Regions from separate parts of the Homo sapiens genome. Here region 1 is linked to region 2. Evidence: chromatin loops called from intact Hi-C (ENCODE). Cell type or tissue: mammary epithelial cell. All regions are shown on one strand. Each heading gives the region's core, and the rest is flanking DNA. Links, peaks and the distances in the headings are about the cores only.

The links. A loop is a pair of places that touch in the nucleus more often than their neighbours do. Peaks named below come from ENCODE experiments on the same cell type or tissue, not always from the same donor. Only the 100,000 strongest peaks of a DNase experiment are listed, where the experiment ranks them.
Region 1: it touches region 2 in a loop (4-fold over the local background); 21 of 110 quality-filtered maps call a loop at or near these places.

What each region holds. Positions count from the first base shown.
Region 1 is chr15:101,498,206-101,506,870 of GRCh38, forward strand. No RefSeq gene overlaps it. Among named protein-coding and RNA genes, the nearest start is that of PCSK6, 13 kb to the left of the region's middle. In mammary epithelial cell, for the core only: CTCF peaks have their summits at 3,863 (motif pointing left) and 4,063 (motif pointing left); no DNase peak of the experiment used is centred there.
Region 2 is chr15:101,637,236-101,646,595 of GRCh38, forward strand. It overlaps TM2D3 (TM2 domain containing 3), which reads right to left. Exons shown (of 6, transcript NM_078474.3): 5 at 7,852-7,927; 6 at 4,613-5,409. The coding sequence ends at 5,244. Among named protein-coding and RNA genes, the nearest start is that of TM2D3, 10 kb to the right of the region's middle. RefSeq lists a silencer at 4,048-4,207. In mammary epithelial cell, for the core only: CTCF peaks have their summits at 4,126 (motif pointing left) and 5,284 (motif pointing left); no DNase peak of the experiment used is centred there; H3K27ac peaks cover 249 bases.

The sequences.
Region 1 (8,665 bases), core at 1-8,000, 140 kb before region 2:
AGAAAACAGAGATCACACTGAGGATTTGCAATGCAGGGAGTTGGTGACTCAGGGATGAAGGAGCACAGTTTCTCCCACCCCTGGGTGCAGGCCTCCCTCCCCCAGCTCCAGGCAGAGGGCCCACTTGAGATCAGCACGTGCAAAGGCCCTGGTGCAGGAGGAAGCCTGGTGTGGTGGAGGAGCTAGAGGGCAGGCAGGGCAGCAGGGGCATTGGCAGTGACAGGAGGGTAGTGGGAGAGGGGATGAGAGGCACGGCCAGAGGCCAGGCTGTGACAGCTTCATCAGCCTTGGCAAGAATTTGGACTCCATCCCAAGAAGGGTGGAAAGCGGAGGAGGGGCACTCCCACAGCTCCAACCCACCTGGCCTCCAAGGCCTTCTGACCTGCACCCGCAGCCCCACGCTGTCTTCAAGAGGCCGGGAACCTTGGGTCCCACATCTTCACCTCCTTACTCAATATCTCCACTCTCTGTGGCCTCTGAAATCCAGAGCAGCCTGTTCTAACCTCCTCACCCCCACCCGGACCAGACCCTGGCCTCAAGGGCATGCTGTGGCCTTCATGCCCTGACCCAGTGTGGGCTCGGCCTGACTCCCACCTCTCACCAGTTCCCTCACCCGTCCCCAGGCTTCCCACCCTAGCCGAGGGCCCTGTCGCACTGTCTGTGGTGTTCACTTCCCAGGTGGTCTCTCTAGCTCCAGCCGCTGCCCCTCATCACCCTCCCTGCCGTCTCCAGAGTCTTGGTTCCCAGGCACTCCCATGAGACGACTTAGACCATCAGTGAGTCTTCTCAGCCAGCAGGGTGGAGATCAAACTCAGGGGCACGGCCTTTAGCAAGCTGGCACTGTTTTTCTTGCTCTTCCTGTCCCACCATAGGGCCAGTTGCTGCTCCCAGACGGACTGGCCCTTCAGGCCCGGGCACCTTAGCTTCCACTATTTCTTCCTGACTGGATTCTTCTCGGTCTCCAGGCAGAATGGCTCTCCCTGGCTGTAGGACCTTATGTTTGGGGGCCCAACTGTGATTTGTGGCCTCACTGCCAGCCCTGTGTGTGACTCACGGTGAGGCCTCAGCAGCTGTTCCCTGCACCCCCATCTAAAACAGCTCCCTGCACCCCCATTTCTCACTGGCAAGATGAAGCCTCAGACCTGGCAATCTCGCTCCACCCCTATTTAAACAAGGCAGAACCTCTGATCTGGAATGTTCCCACTGCAGCCTCTCCCAGAGCCTTGGGAAGGAGTTGGCTAATACAATGCTGGGTGGCAGGGCTGTGCCAGCAGTGCAGTGATTTTTAAAATATGTGTTAGAGCCCTGGGTTTTTCCTATAAATGAGATGGTCGGCCATCATCCTAAATGTCACTCCCTCACTATTAGGCCACAGTGATGTTCCTAAAAGAGTCAACAGTAAAGACCTGTTTGTAGGTATCTAGGAGCCGGCAGCAGACCCTGGGGACACAGGACCAAACGTAGGGAGGTTTCAACTCTGGATCTCCATCGATTCTGAGCACCTCGGTGACCGGGGTGGGCTTCAGGCTTCCTGAGCTGGGGCTACAGGAGTGCAAAGGGGTTTTATGATGAGTCCATGTATTAAATGAAATAAGGGCCCACAGAAAAGAGAAGGCTGGGACCGCAGGTGTCCAAGAAGCAAGGCACAGAGGCAAGCAGGTTCCTTCCCACACGCAGCTGAGGTCCACTCAAAAGGTGATCCTGAAGAAATTATGCTAGAATCAGCAGAGTGGGCCTCGGCTGAGTGTGGAATCCAGCCCACTACTTGCTGGCTGTGTGACCCTGGACCAGGCACCTACCCTCCTATGCTTCCGTTTTCTCTGCTGCAGAAGAGGCTGCCAATGATGCCTTCCCTTAGGGAGTGAGCCAGGCCGTAATTCAAGGCTAGGCAGCACCTGGCAGCTGGCATGCTGGCAGCAGACCTCCTGACACACGTGCCCTTGGTTTGGCAGATGCTGGCAAGGGTTGTGGTGACAGCGGACACGTGAACCACGACAGCTGGAAGGGAACAGTGGAGGGGAGGGCACTATGCTGAGTCACATTTAGACCTCACTAAAACCGAAGTGGTTCCTGTTAACTTGCTTTGGTCTATGTGGTGGATTTAGGGCTTCCAAAAATCCTCTTAAGGCTTTTTATATCCTCCTCACTATTTATAGTCTAAACTCCCCCAAATCCCCAACCCAGACAAAATCATTCCTGCTATGTTTTCTTTCGATGCCAAGCTCACCAGCAGCAGAGAACATAGCTGCATGACATGGGGCCCGATAGGCTGCTCATGCCTGTGCCCCTCCCTCCAGGAGTGAGACTTGGGAAATCCTTTACCCTCTGCAGGTTCTGTGTTTATCCTTTGCAGGGTCACCTGCCACAATGTCCAACTCCTGCCACCCACAGGAACTCCAGCAATGCTACTGATTCCCACCATCCAATATTGTGATTTTTCAAAGGTTGAAAATTTGATAAGCAAACAACACATATGTGGCCCAAATAATTTTGCATCTGGGTCTTTTCATCTGGACTGAGGCCAATGCCCTTATTCTTCTTCCTTCTCCTTCGGAGCCCTTTCTCCCTCCATCCTGTAAAAGTAATCTTTCATTAGAAATCAGCAAAGTGGAACAGTATACTCCCTCCTGAGCATGTACCAGTCACAGGTCACAGGTGATCACCACTGTCAAGAAGAAAGTCTAATTCAGTCCTCACCTTTGATAGACGGGAAGTCTGGAACCTTCTTAGTCACGGCCTCTCAGGCAGAAGATAACAGAAGACTTGCCACAGTGCATGGCAGGGCCACAAGACAGCAGGAGGGGAAGTGACACTCAAGTCCTGTCTCCTGGAATAGGCAGGGGATGGTCCAAGTGAAGTGGGATTGCTCAGGCAGGAGGAGAAGAGGCAGAGGGGCACTGTGGCTAGGGAAGAGGCTCCAGCCCTGACCACCTGGGTTCTCATCCCAGCTCGGCCACCTCCCAGCTGCCTGACCTCAGATGAGTCCATTGACCTCTCTGGGCCTCAGTTTTCCCAGCTGAGCATAAAATGGGCATATTTGTGTCCACCTTAAATGAATTAGTGTACAGTGCCTGGACCTGGGCCTGGCACTCAGACAGCATTATGTGAGAGCTGTTCTCATCAGGCCAGAGGTTTAGCAATACCTCATTGCTACTTGTAAACATGCCTGGTTCTGGAAGTGTCTGTGTGGGTGTGTCTGAGTTAACACAGACATGCCCCAGGCTGGCCAACCCCACAGGCCGGACTTGTATCTCCCCCAGCAGAGACCCCCAGGCCAGCCTCTCCTCTCCCTCCACAGCCCAGACCTAGAAGGACTGCACAGCCTGGGGACCTCAGCTCCTTCCCCTACGTGCCTGGTGAAAGGAGGGAAACAGGCAGTGAAGAAAGAAGGAGCAGAGGAGGAGACAAAAACTCACCTCTCCTGAACCCTCTGTAAGGCTTTTGCATGCATTCGTGTCTGAGCTCCTAAAGTCCGTGTCCTGTTTTACAAACAAGAAAGCCCCGATCCTCCGAGGGAGCCAGGGCTTTGCCTGAGGTCTTGTCAGGTGAACAGTTAGGGTTCTGGAATGGGTGGCTGTGAAGGCACAAGGCAAAGGCAGAGGGAGGAGCCTGGGCAGCCACCCGGCCCCATCTCTTCCTGCCACGCCGTGAGGGCATCCTCAGATAAGGACCCAGGCACAAGAACCTTGACGGGAGGGGAGAAGGACACCCCGGCTGGCCCATCCCCACGGGTCGGTAGAAACAGGAGACAGGCCCGAGGACTCCCTGGTGACCAGGGACCATCTGTGGCATCCCCCTCCAGGACTGTGCCCCGGGGAGAACCGCTCACTGGGGATCAGCAGGCTGCACTGTTGCCCCCTGGAGGATGCAGAAGGAGAGAGACACGGTGCCCGGACTCGGCAGCCCCATGATCCCAAGCTGGGAACCCCCCGGGCAGGCTTCAGACTCCTTTACTGTCTGCCTGTCACCCCCAGGCCCCTCCTGCCAGGGGGAGCTCAAGGGAGTGAGTCCCCCTGGTGGCGGGGAAGCCCGTCCTTTGGGATGGAAAAGCCCGAGGCCGCCCCAGCTCCCTGGCCACCATCGTGCAAAGGCAGCAAGGCGGACAGTCAAAGGACGTGCATCCTGCAGGGGCTTGATCCTTTTGATGCCTACTGATGAGGGGCAAGTCACTGTCTATGAAGGGTCTACAATGTCCCCAAATTCTGCCCCTAATGTCGCTTTAGAAGTCAAGCCTATCCCTGCTAGTGGCATTTAGGAGCTGAATTATATCTTCTTTTAAAAAAGAAAAAAAAAGGCTTCTCTCCAGAGAAGTATTCAGATGCCCATGAGCTCTGCCATCCAATATGAATATTCCCTTAAAAATGAAAATTATGGCGCACTTAAAAAGGAGCATGTTATGTCAGCACCGGGGATAAGACAATTTATTACTGTCTACAAAAGGAAGGCTCTAATGCCGTGGTAGAGGCTGGCTCAGCGGGCTGTAAATTATGAGCCATTCTCTGGCTGGTGGAAATAAATCCTCTTGTCACTCACTGTGCTCTCCCCTTGACAGGCCAGCAGGCCGCCGGGAGCAGGCAGAGTCAGGAATTCCATGTCCGTGACCTGAGAGCCGCACCACTCCACCTCCTGGGCCTCACTCCGCCCTATACACGCGCACACTTAATGACATCTCTGATCATGTCTTCAGGACGCATACCCTCTTTGACTTGAAAAAGTAACAACTGTTTGTGGCCTTCTCACAGGCCGAAAAGAACAAGCGGGGTCCAGTGGAGAAAGGTGAGGCATGGGAAGGCCTGGCCCGAGCACTGTGACTTCAGCGAGGCACCCTCCACCCCTCTCAGCTTTCCTGGTCTGAAAGTAGAATTTCGCCAGAGGGTGAGCCGACAGGTAGAGCTGTTTCCACCTGCGTGTGCTGCCTGTGAGCTGGGGAACTGCCCACACTGGGAGGGGTTGGGAAGCGTAGGAGGGCACCTGTCGCAGACGTTGAGGAGGGGCTGCCTTTCCCCTCCAGGGGCTGACCTCCCAGGTGATTCCCAGAGCCAGACCACAATTCCAGAATTCAGTGAAAACAGCGCCAAATCCTATTCCCTCCCGATCCCACCCTGATCCCTGCCTCTGGTAAACCGGTAAGTCTTGTTTTCCCCACCACCACCTCCCACTCACCACCTTCCTAAAGCGATCTGTGCCATCAGCCCCTACTGTGAGTACAGCCCTCTAAGCCACTCAGAGGGACTTCCTTTGGAAGCTCACTGTCGGAGACATCCTGCATGCATCCAGGTAGAGACATCATGAACAAAGAATACGGGCCGGGCACGGTGGCTCATGCCTGTAATCACAGCACTTTGGGAGGCTGAGACGGGCAGATCATGAGGTCAGGAGATCGAGACCATCCTGGCTAACACAGTGAAACCCCGTCTCTACTAAAAATACAAAAAAATTAGTCGGGCGTGGTGGCGGGCGCCTGTAGTCCCAGCTACTCGGGAGGCTGAGGCAGGAGAATGGCGTGAACCTGGGAGGCGGAGTTCCCAGTGAGACTCACCCAGTTCTCAGTGAGCTGAGATCGCGCCACTGCACTCCAGCCTGGGTGACAGAGCAAGACTCCGTCTCAAAAAAAAAAAAAAAAGTATGTATACTTGCTAGGCAGTAAGTATGATTAAATGTGTCTGCTGTGTAAGAACTTGGGATTAAATGTTTCCAAAGAATGGTTGAGGAATCAGCTGGTATGATTGCCAAATAAATACTAGATGCCCAGTTAAATTTGAATTTCAGATAAACAATGAAAACACTTTTGGTTTAAGCGTACCTCACACAAAAGTTGGGATACACTTGCACTCATAAAATTATTTTTTATTTATCTGAAATTCAAATTTACCTGAGTGTCTGTCCTGTATTATTATTTGCTAAATCTGGCAACTCTGGGTGGGCAGGAGGGTCAAATGCTCAAGCTGGGACTGGCTAGGGAAATGCATCCTTAATATTTTAAAAAGAAGTGGCAGGCACAGGTTTTGGTTGAAAAAATACAGAACATTTTCTCTTGGGGCCTGGAATCATGGCAACTTAAACCATTAAAAGTATCCTACTGATCTCAAATACAGCCCATTAGGCCTCCAGGAAGATTAAAACAACAAAATAAATAAAAGTGACAAAAGAGACAGAGGGGAGAGAGATCAAGAACTAAATGGAACATCTGATATTCATGGAAGCTGTGATAGTTCCGAAACTGCACATTCGAGAAGTTTTGCCAGCTGGTATTTCAGGAAGGGTTTGGGGGAATGGGGGAAGAGCCCTTCTGCTGGCCCATCTCTCTTCTCGTCCCAGCCTCAATCCGCTCCAAGACAGGAAGAGCAAAGGCGAGAAGGAGCCACGCCCCAGGACCGATGAGGGCTAGCAGGAATATCACATCACCCACACCATTAGTTAGGTATGCCTGGTCTTCCCCGCTCAGCTTTCTTCCCTCCTCCCGTGGTCAACCCCAGACACCTCAGCAAAATGGACAGCCATCCAAGCCAGAGGCACCCCCTCCAAGCAATTCTCATTCATTCTACTTCATCATTTTCTTTAGCATCTTATTTGTCCTTGAATTTTCTATTTTACCTTTCCTCCACTTTCTAGTTATTTTCCCCCTCCCCCAAAAATGTTTTCTGGTGGTCAGTAAGACACTTGCTCTCTCTGGAAGAACAGTGAAATCCCTGATGAGACCCAGTGTGAATTCACAGTGTCGTCATGTCTGTCCTGTGAGATTAGGCACCCATGAACCTTCCCAGCTTTGTGTGGATCGAGCAGGTAAGAACAGAACAACCATTTGCTGCTCCCAGTGCCCACGGTGAGATACACTTCAGAGGTGACAAATGGATCGTGCGGCAGCTCAGACCCCAGGCGGGAGGCCACGGGGACACCCACCACTCTTGGCACCGAGGGCTCCGCACGGTGGAGAAGATGTCGACAACCCTGTCTTCTAGGTTCAAACATCATGTCATGGAGGTAAAGGGAGAAGGCGTGAGGTTAAGGGCCTGCGAATCTGGCTTATCCAAGAACCTATTAACTGTAGTTCAATATTTACCAGCCCTTCTGAAGACATGTAGAAGAATGACAATGTTCAGACTATCAGTGTCAAGATTGTAAGGAGTCTGCCTGAGTCATGGGTTAAATGGTGCCCATGAATATTTTATTGAACTGTTTCCTAATTGTTTACAAGCTGGACATTTTTGTCAGCCATACACAGCAGTGTTGTGTGCTACCCAGAAGTTCTGACTCATCAACACTTTGTCGGGTTAGCAGAGAGCAGGCTGCACTTGCCATCTCGAACCCAGAGTTCTTTCTGTGCTGTATTATTTTGAGATTTGGTCCAGAGAAAAATGATGGATCAAGGCAGAAAAGCAGGTAACGGGCTGTCCCCAGATGCGCACATTAAAAGGCAAAGAGCTATCGAAATGTCACAAACTTTCGTTACAGCCCATCATTGGAGAGCTTTTCCAGCCGAGAGCATCCACCTTGACATCCTCCCCTCCCCAGCTCCATCAGGCACGAAGAGGCTCCTGCTGACAGACATTAGGGACACGAAGCAAACTGACACAGTGGATTAATCCTGGTGTCTGGGGAGCAGTTAGGACGTGTCATGTCAATAGGTGTCTGGGCACCTTTTAGACCAGGCCTTAATGGCCCAGCCTGGCCCTAATCGTCCCTCACATGCCACGGTTCTGCTCTTTCATCTTTGCTGTGTGTGTCCCATGAAGTCTCATTTTAAACAAGGCAGCAAGGCACAGTGACCACCGCAGAAATCCACTTCCCTCGAGGCCTTGCCACAGATGCCAGCAGCGCCACCAGCCCCCATCCCCAAAGGAAAACACAACCAAACAGTCATTAAAACGAAGAAAACCACGACCATGGTAAATTTGTCAGTGTTGGCGGAGAAGATAATGATACTGAAAATAGCCTGAAACTCTTTGTCAGATGGCTTGCATTTTTGGTCACAGGAGAACGTTTTCTATGTGACACGTGTAAGTGACCTGTGGGACCTTGTCATCAGTGAGGTCAGAGCACTCACTGATGCTGAAATTTGGGGGGTTCCCCAGGCTGCCCTCATCGTTCTTGCAACATGGCTGCCAGGGTAGTCGGTGTGAAGGATGGGGTAGGCTCACCCTGGATGTGAAGGATGGGGTAGGCTCACTCGGAGTGTGAAGGATGGGGTAGGCTCACCCTGGGTGTGAAGGCATGGGGTAGGCTCACCCTGGGTGTGAAGGATGGGGTAGGCTCACCCTGGATGTGAAGGATGGGGTAGGCTCACCCTGGGTGTGAAGGATGGGGTAGGCTCACCCTGGGTGTGAAGGCGTGGGGTAGGCTCACCCTGGGTGTGAAGGATGGGGTAGGCTCACCCTGGGTGTTTGCACCTGCGTCCTTGCTGCTTCCAGGTCCCTGGGACATGGCCTGTGGTCTGCACTGCTTGGGTGGTCCGTGGAACGTTTTGCTCACAATGTTCATAAGAAGTAATACAAAATAGTATCCTTCTCCCGCAAGGGTAGGGCCGGGAGAACTGGGAGAACAAGAGGCTATTGGCACCTGCCAGGTGGAAAGCAGGTGGACAACTCAACAGAGGGTCTGTCTGTTGGCACCCAGCGGTGTCGAACTGGTTATGTAAAAGAGAAAGAAAAAGGATACTAAGTCTCTT
Region 2 (9,360 bases), core at 842-8,841:
TAAGGGATTGTGGAGACCAAGGTTCTTATCATGCAGATGAAGCCTCCAGATTGCGAGCTTCAGAGAGAATAGATTGGAAATGTTTCTTAGACTGAAAAAGGTGCCAGATTTGTGACTGATTCTCTGCTGTGTCAGGGAAAAGACCTGAAAGGGAAGGGGATTCTTTGCAGAATGTAGATTTTTCCAAGAGACAGCTATGCGGGGCCATTTCAAGATATGGCAAAGAAACATATTTGGGGTTAAAATATTTTGATTTATCTGTCATGTGATGTTATGCCAGAGTCAGGTTGGAAAGTAAGCCACATCACATAGGGTTAAATAAAACTGCTTTGAGATTTTATAAGGTGCAACTCCCCAGCCCCTTAGATAGGAATTTGGGCAAGAGGGAAAAAAGGTCAGAGTTTAGTCCTCAGTAGCTAACTGTAACTCCACCTCCTGGGCTCAAAGATCGCTCCCACCTCAGCTTCCCAAGTAGCTGGGACCACAGGCGCACACCTGCTTATTTTTATTTATTTTTTTTAGAGACAGGCGTAACTACGTTGCGCAGGCAGGTTAAGAATGCCTTTTATTATAGTCATTCTAGTGGGTGGTGAGTCATTTCATTTTGTTCTCATGTAAAAGGACAACTTCATAATATGTGAACAAATTCCCTTGGTTTTCTCTTCGAGCATTTTGCAAGTTGTATTTTGTGTTCTATTCTACATTCCGTGCCCTGATAGCTAGGAGTGAGGCAGGGAAAAGCTCAGCTGAGACTATATCTTTGCTAGAATATCTGGTCTCTGGTTTCTTGACTAGGATTTTCTAAATGTCCTGAATCAAAGTTTCCTCCCCAGGGAATGATGCAATGACCCCTGGGGGTCACCCCAGGCTTTGGATCCTTTATCTGGTTCAGCAGGGAACCCCTGAACCCATCAGAGTCCCTCCTGTTTGTTCACGAGCCCTCTCTCACTGGTCTCTTCCCAGCAGCCCTTTTCACTTCCCCCAGCAGTAACAGGAGAAAGATATAGATACCTCTCTTTCTCCGAATTAACCTGTTTTTCCTCACCAGTGAGACCCCCCCACCTTTTTTTTTTTTGGAGACAGAGTTTCGCTCTTGTTGCCCAGGCTGGAGTGCAATGGTATGATCTCGGCTCACAGCAGCCTCTGCCTCCCAGGTTCAAGCAATTCTCCTGCCTCAGCCTCCTGAGTAGCTGGGATTACAGGCACCTGCCACCACGCCCACCTAATTGTTTTGTATTTTTAGTAGAGACGGGGGTTTCACCATGTTGGCCAGGCTGGTCTCGAACTCCTAGCCTCAGGTGATCTGCCCGCCTCGGACTCTCAAAGTGCTGGGATTGCAGGTGTGAGCCACCACGTCTGGCCTCCAGTGAGACTTTCTGAGTTTTGTTGCGCCAGCAGGGCCATTTGCGGGAGTAATCTTACACACCTGAGCAATAATTTTTTTTCCCTGTATTCACAATTTTTTGACGTTTTTGGCATTTGGCTGTATCCTTTTGCTTGTTCGCTGTGGAGTTTTCATTTGTTTGCTGGTTTTGGGCAGGAAGGAGGTGCTGGCTTTTCCTACAGTGTGTTTATCATTTAAGTATTTGAGAAGGGAGATGCTGCAATCCAGCTGCACTCTACCACTTTAAAAATTCTCAGCAATACTTTTAGGTGTTTAGCTTACTCCCAGCAATTCCTCCTTACTCATTCATCAAACTCCTAGTCACTGTGCACCTGCTGCATGGCCGGCAGGGCTCTCAGAGCTGAGCTACAGCAGAGAACCAGAGCCCTGCCTTCGTGGAGCCTTAGTAAATTATGTCCACGTGTCTCCATCAAAGCGTATTTTGCATAAAAGTGTTGTGTTTATGGAAGACAATTTCAATACATTTAAAAGAATTTAAATCAAATTTGCCTAGGTTACAAAATTAACCAATAGGTCTAGTGCATAGCATCACTACAGTTATCATATTATAAATTTGCTAAGAGTAGATTTTAAGTGCTCTTACCATGAAAGAAACGCATACGATGTATATACAATAAAAGTTTAAAAAATGTGTCTACCCCCTAACATTCATGTGACACTTCATACTCTACCAAAAGGGCAGAACAGAGGGGAAGCTTTAGAGCAGGAGCGGAGGAATCTGCCTCCATTTTTCCTGGGTGTTTTTTTTTTTCCTTTTTATGCATATTCTACTTATGTAGTGCCTTCATTTTCAGGCTTTTTCAATGTTGTATTTGAGAAGCTGCATCAGGTACAGCTCATTTTCCACTCATTGCTTACAGGATGAATTAAAATCATTTGCATATTCCGTAGCTGATGATATATGCCCAAAATAAATGCAAGTCTGGCATAAGGCATTAAAAAAAAAGTACAGAGAAATGAAGTTGTGTGGCATAGAGAAGGTATTTTTACATTTTAAAATCTTGAAGCATAAGATCTTTGAAAAAATCTTTTTATACGCACCATAAACCAGTTGTTCCTCAGCAATTTGCAGAAATCAGATCAACATGGTGTTACAGACAAATATTTACTTGAAGCCAATTTCTATATATTATCTCCTTGCAGCCACCTCAACTGCCAGTCCCTGGAATTGTACACAGTCCCTTCAAAACCTTGAGGACACCCGTGGCATTAACTCAGCAAATAAATGAGAGCCTCTGTGTGCACGGCATTGTTCTAGGGACAATGGAGGGGGTAGACATAAATAACCCAGCACCTTCCCGTGAGGCATTACTGGGGTAAATGGAAGAGAGCTGACAAAGCAAGGTAGAGATTCTTAAGGGGAAATCATGACAGATGGCCTGCTGCAGTGATAAATTCTGAGTGTCTAGAGAACTATCAATAGAGGATGGTTGACTGATATGGTTCCCAACCTGTGTGAACAGGATGGCTATCTAATCATATCCCTGGGTCAGAGCCCATAGCTCACACATGATGGACTGAGTATTTGTGTCTTTTCCACCCCAAATTCACATGTGGAAATCCTCACCACTGTAATGATGGTATCAGGAGGTGGGACCTTTGGGAGGTGATCAGGTCATGAGGGTGGAGCTCTCAGGATTGGGATTAGTGCCCTTATAGAAGAGGCCCCAGAGAGATCTTCCCTGCCTCTACCATGTGAGGATGTGAGAAGATGTTATGAGGAAGAAGGCCCTCACCAGATACCAAATTTACCAGCACCTTCATCTTGGACTTTCTAGCTTCCAGAACTCTTAAGAAATAAATTTCTGTTGTTAAGCCACGCCGTTTATGGTATTGTTATAGCAATCCTGAAAATCTAAGACAGCAGAGGAATAGAACCTGAAGGTCAGACTCCAACATGGCATTTTGCTGCCAGCAGAGGCCCATGGGATTTGCTACAAGAGATTGCACCCACACTCCCTAGTGCCCTTTGAAAGTATAGTTTTACTTTGCAGTTTCTTTTTGGGGCTGTGTATGAGTTCATCGTTCATAAATTTGTTTGTACTATTTGAAAATCTCTTCGTATTTCCTGCTAGTTCTGTCTCAGGCCATCAGCTCTATCAAAGTCCTTGATCTGAAGCATTCCTGACTGGCTTACATCCTTCAGGTTCCAAGGGCTATGCCCTTGTGCAAACTTTTTAGGATTTGGGAACAAGTTCATTTATGCCTCCTTTCATGGATTCTGAATCTTTGAGCTTTACTCTCAGACACTGCAGCTTCATTATCTAATTCAGGCCCCAGAGCCACAAAAATGGTTAATCAAGGATGCTGTTACCTATTTCCACCAAGGGCAATGCATACTTCCTACTAACTTCCCACCGACTCCCTGGTTCCACCTTGCATGGTTGCTCAACAGGGAAGTATTAGATTCTCTTCTACACAGAGCTACATAAGGAGACTCAGGAGACATTTTTATTATAGTTAGCAAAGGGGCTACTTCTTGAAGAAAAGATCGTCTTCTAAAGAAACACCTGCTCAATCAACAGTTTAACGGATACAAAAAGTGTGTCTTTGCTCTCAGAAAGAAAGGTCCACATAAACCGGGTTACTCCCATCCTGAAGAACTGCTCATGCTCTGTGACAAGTTCCTCGTAAACAAAACAAAACAAAACCAGTTTTTTTTTCTGTTTCTGGAACTAGAATGGGGAAGCAAATGTAATGGGGATGCGCCACCTAGCGACGAGAGATGGAACTGTCACTCAACTAAGAAAAGGACTGTGCTTTAAACAGCAGCAAGTGATCACTGAAACCTTTCAGGTAAACTGAAATCAATAAATCATCTGCTGAATGAAATATGCAGATATTTTATAGCTTCTAGATATGATATGGTGGTTAACAGTCTTCTGGATAATACACACAAGTGTTTAAAAAGCAGTAACTCAGATACCCACATTTGAAAGAAAAAATGCTAAGTTTTTAAATGTTTCAAAAGCAAGCTTGAGTAAAAATCTTTTTGAATAACTGAGTTTTTTTTCCCCGATAAAGGGTCTATAACAGATCTATACTCAAAAACATTTATATATTTCCACTGTGTCAATAAACCAGCCAATTATGACTCTGTTAGAATGGAGTAATGCCCTGAAAGATAAAAATGTTATTCTTAACAATAAAGGTAAGTTGTAATGATTATTCAAGATTATATTTAATATAGAAAACAGGCCCACAGTATTTCTTAACTTGCAATTTTATTAATTTTTCAGTACTCTTACCTTTTATATACTACTAAGAAAATTTAAACCATAACTAGACATAAACATTCTGCAGTTTAATTCAAATTTTCATATATACAGACCAGACTACATATGTATTACACTGCAAAACTTACACATGACTGAAGCTGAGCCTAATAACTTCAATTAGCCAACAACAGAAACACTCCCACTTCCTGCAGTCACAGCAATTAGCTAACAATAAAAACACTCCCACTTCCTGCAGTCACAGCTGAAAGACTTTTCAAGGCAGACTACATTTGGGCTGGAGATACAAGTGATGTAGTTTGACTTGGGCAATACAAAACAAAAGTCATAGGAATTAAATGGATTTTCAATCACTGTATAATTCATTCTCCTGGCTTAAGTACGTTTTAATTTTTTCACAGAAAAAAATATATTTCAGGCAAATAAAAACAAATTCCAGATTAGCATAGTTCAGCGTTTCATTTATCTTACCTTTATCAAGGCAAACAAAGTACAGATGCTGTACATTAAAAACATAGAAATATATCACTCACACCACATCAACTCCTACGGACAAAAGGGCTTTTTCTAAGCCCTGCTCCTTTCTGAAGCACACACCACAGCTAAATGTACAAAGAGCCATCTGCTGGTCCAACATAGCCAACTCCAATGAGCAGGACGTCTATCAGCGTCCATATTCCCAGGCCACCGAAGCTGAAGAGCTTGCCGAGGCCTTCCCGCCACTGGCCCAGGTAGAAACGGTCTGCTCCAAACCCACCGAGGGTGATGCTGCGATGGCAAACAGACAGGATTCCATGAGACCACCTCCACCCCAGCTGTGGCCAGTCACGGTTTAATCACCACATTATGTCAGATTTGAGAAAGGGCTTCCCCTGATCGTAGCCCTTAACTGGAACACAAGTGACTATTTCACAAACTGACACCACCAAATAATTACGGGCAGGAAGACAGTTTAAATGTCAAAAGTAAACATACAATTTTTAGCTGTACTAAAAAACCAATGTTTTCTTTTTTTAAAGTTATCAATCTCATTGCTTTTTAGTCAAAATAAAGCAAAGACCCAGTCTAACAGGAAGTGCACTAACACGGGGTCAGGGCTGGAGTCAGGAGGAGCTCACCACCACCTGGACGACCTGGATCAAGTCATCCATGTTTTCAGTCTATTTTTTCATTCATCTCTAAAATCTTAATGTTAGGAATAAATCCTTAAAAGATTTAAGGATCTTTTAAATTCTAAGATCTAATAATACTGAAACTATATTATGGAAAATTTCTAAACACCTAACAATAAAAAGTAAAGAGAACAGTACCCATGACTCAGCTCCAATAATCAACACTTGGCCAGCTGTGTTTCATCAAAACCCTCCTCTTTCCCCTCCAGAGTACCCTGAAGCAAACCTTGGGCATCATCTCATTACAGTGATGATTTTAAAAGAAACCATGTTGCCGGGCGCGGTGGCTCACGCCTGTCATCCCAGCACTCTGGGAGGCTGAGGCAGGCGGATCACAAGGTCAGGAGATCCAGACCATCCTGGCTAACACGGTGAAACCCTGTCTCTATTAAAAATACAAAAAATTAGCCAGGCGTGGTGGCGGGCGCCTGTAGTCCCAGCTGCTCGGGAGGCTGAGGCAGGAGAATGGCGTGAACCTGGGAGGTGGAGCTTGCAGTAAGCCGAGATTGAGCCACTGCACTCCAGCCTGGGTGACAGAGAGAGACTCCGTTAAAAAAAAAAAAAAAAAAAAAAAGCAAAAAAAAAAAAAAACCATGTTGAGTGCTGAGAAGTTTTAATTGTTGAAAGTATGTTACAGTATAGTACTGTAAGAGGTTAACAATGTAGGGAAACCAGGTTAGGGGTATATAAGAACTCTACTATCTTTGCAACTTTTCTGTAAATTAAAATTATTCCAAGTTTCAAACATTTATTTATTTTTTTAAAAAGCCAGTTGTTAATTTGAACCATTGTCAGCAATGGTTACTAATCTTTTTTTTTGAGACAGAATCTCACTCTGTCACTGAGGCTGGAGTGCAGTGGTGCAATGCCAGCTCACTGCAGCCTCCTCCTCCTGGGCTCAAGTGATCTTCCCATTGCAGCCTACCACGCAGCTGGAACCACAGACATGAACCACGATGGCAGGCTTTTGTATTTTTGGTAGAGATGGGGTTTCACCATGTTGGCCAGGCTGGTCTTGAACTCCTGACCTCAAGCAATCCGCCAGCCTCGGCCTCCCAAAGCGCTGGGATTACAGGTGTGAGCCATCGCGCCCGCCCTATCTTATTTTTGTTAGTCTCATTTTCTATCCTGGCACCCTCTTTTACTTTTCAGTTACACTTTTCCTGCCAGGCAAGATCCTTCTTTCCTCAGCTCAAATTCTAATGCAGTGGTTCTCAGCAAGGGGCAATTTTGTCCCCTAGGGGACACCTGGCAACATCTGGAGACACACTGTCACAGCTGCAAGGGATGGGGGGTTTGCTACTGACAAGTAGTAGGTAGAGGCCAGTGATGCTGCTCAACACCCTGCTATGCACAGCACAGCCCCAAGACAAAAACTCATTCAGCCCAGAACGTCAGCAGTGATGAGGCTGAGAAATCCTGCCCTATGGCTGCAATGCTGCAGGCCTCAGGGTCTCAGGCACGAACTCAAAACTTCAAGTGTAGGCAGCGTAACCTTTTCACTAATCAGTTAACCAGGGTCTTACCTGCCCTTCCCTTTGGTGGGAAGAACTGCTATAATTTCTTAAAGTACTGTTGAGAAGTTTAACAAACAGCACATTTCTATGTAAGAAATATAAGCCTATAATTATCTGCTGCTGATGAAATTATAGGTAATTTTTAATGTTTTTGTCATTTTCATTTTTCCAGTTTTCAGTGTTCATCATGTATTACTTTTTATAATAGTTACTTAAAATTAAAGATATACATCATAAAACTGCCTATTTTGGATAGTCCACAGCATTTTACTGATTCGTGGTACATTCAGAATGGTAAACGTAATGTGCAGGCATCTTGGGAGAAAAGCTAACATGCCTGCCAGTCAACTCCACGGAGGTACTGGTCTGATCATCTAAACTCTTCCAGCTGTTTGCTAGAGTCTAACACACGTGGTAGGATCTGAGTGAAGAATGAAGGGGACTGAGCTCAATGTCTGAAGATTCCACCAATCCCAAAGAAATGCAAACGGCCTTTTACACTTACGAGTAACAAGGCTTACCTTAGAGCCAGAGCCGTAGACCACTTATAGCCTCCAGTCCAATTGCAATATAGCATTTTGGGAAAAGTACGGTTACCTTAAAAAAAAAAAAGAAAGAAAAATACAGGGTATAAAAAATACTCTCAGAAAGACTTAATTGTAACAAATGGGCTCAAAATTTAAAATGTGAAAAGTCAACTCTCTTTACGGTAATACATGTTGAAGTGAAGAGTACAAAGCGCTTACCATCTATCTACATAGATGTAATATTTAAATCAGCTAAGTTAGGATTACAACGTGAGGAACATGAAATGCTCACCCACATATCAAGACCTACGGGGAAGTTACGAGTATATAAGACAGTGTAGTCTTGAGGCATAAAAATCACCCAATAGGAAAAGAAGAGAAAGTCAAGAACCAGAAATATACAAACACTTCATGTATGAGTGTTATGACAGAGGTCACACACGGATCAACAGGGAAGAGTTGAGACAACTGGCCATCCATGTGGGGGGACAATTAAAGTAGAATCTACCTCACACCATCTACCAGGACCAATTCCAGGTGGATTCTAAACCTAAATGTGAAATGTTATACTTACAACTTTCAAAAGAAAATGTAGCAAATTGTCTTTATTAACCTGGGGTAGAAAAAGATTTCTTAAAACCACCACAAAAAAGGACTAACTCTAATAACTTCCAGTAATTATATTTTTAAAGTTCTGTTCATGAAAATATACAATAATGCAAAAAAAAAAAAAATCAAAATCTGGGAGAGGGTTTCAGGGACAGCACAGGTAATATCCAAAATATAAAAGAAGTCTAGACAACTTTAAGACCAAATTTAAGAATAACCACTCTTGGAGAGAATATGGCTCATCAGGAACAGTTACATAGCGCGGGTGGGAATGCCAGTCAATACAGCCATTTAAAGAATGACACACGCTGGAAAGTACATGCTGAAGAAGCTCTTGCACCTGTGCCATTGGGAGACAGGCAAAGAAATTTGAACAGTCACAACAGCGGAAAACAGCACTTAACCAAATATATTGGAGAATAAACTGTGATACAATCTTACAATAGATTATTACACAGAAGTAAAAAAAAGAAGAGAAGTCACGTGGATGAATCCTAGAGCCACAATGTTTAGGAAATAAGCAAGTCCCAGAAGAGCACACAGCCTGAAATCATTTTACACGGTTCTAAAACATGCATTATTGAATATTATTTTATTACATATAGACAATAAAACTACAGAAAAAATTTAAAAGGAAGTGAAATAAAAAATTCAAAAGGGTGGTTACCTTGGAAGAGGAGGAAAGGCAACCAGGTGAAGGCAAGCACTCAGGCACTCAGGCGGCCGCAATGGTATTGGTGCTGCTTTCATTGTTATTTTGGGTAAAGGTCAATTACTGTGTATTATGCTTTATACTTCAAATGTTTTTCTTATTTTATCAAATATTACATTTAAAAAGAACTGCAATTTTCTGGATGCTTTACTTTAGTACGTTGAGTTTATTGATGATGCTTG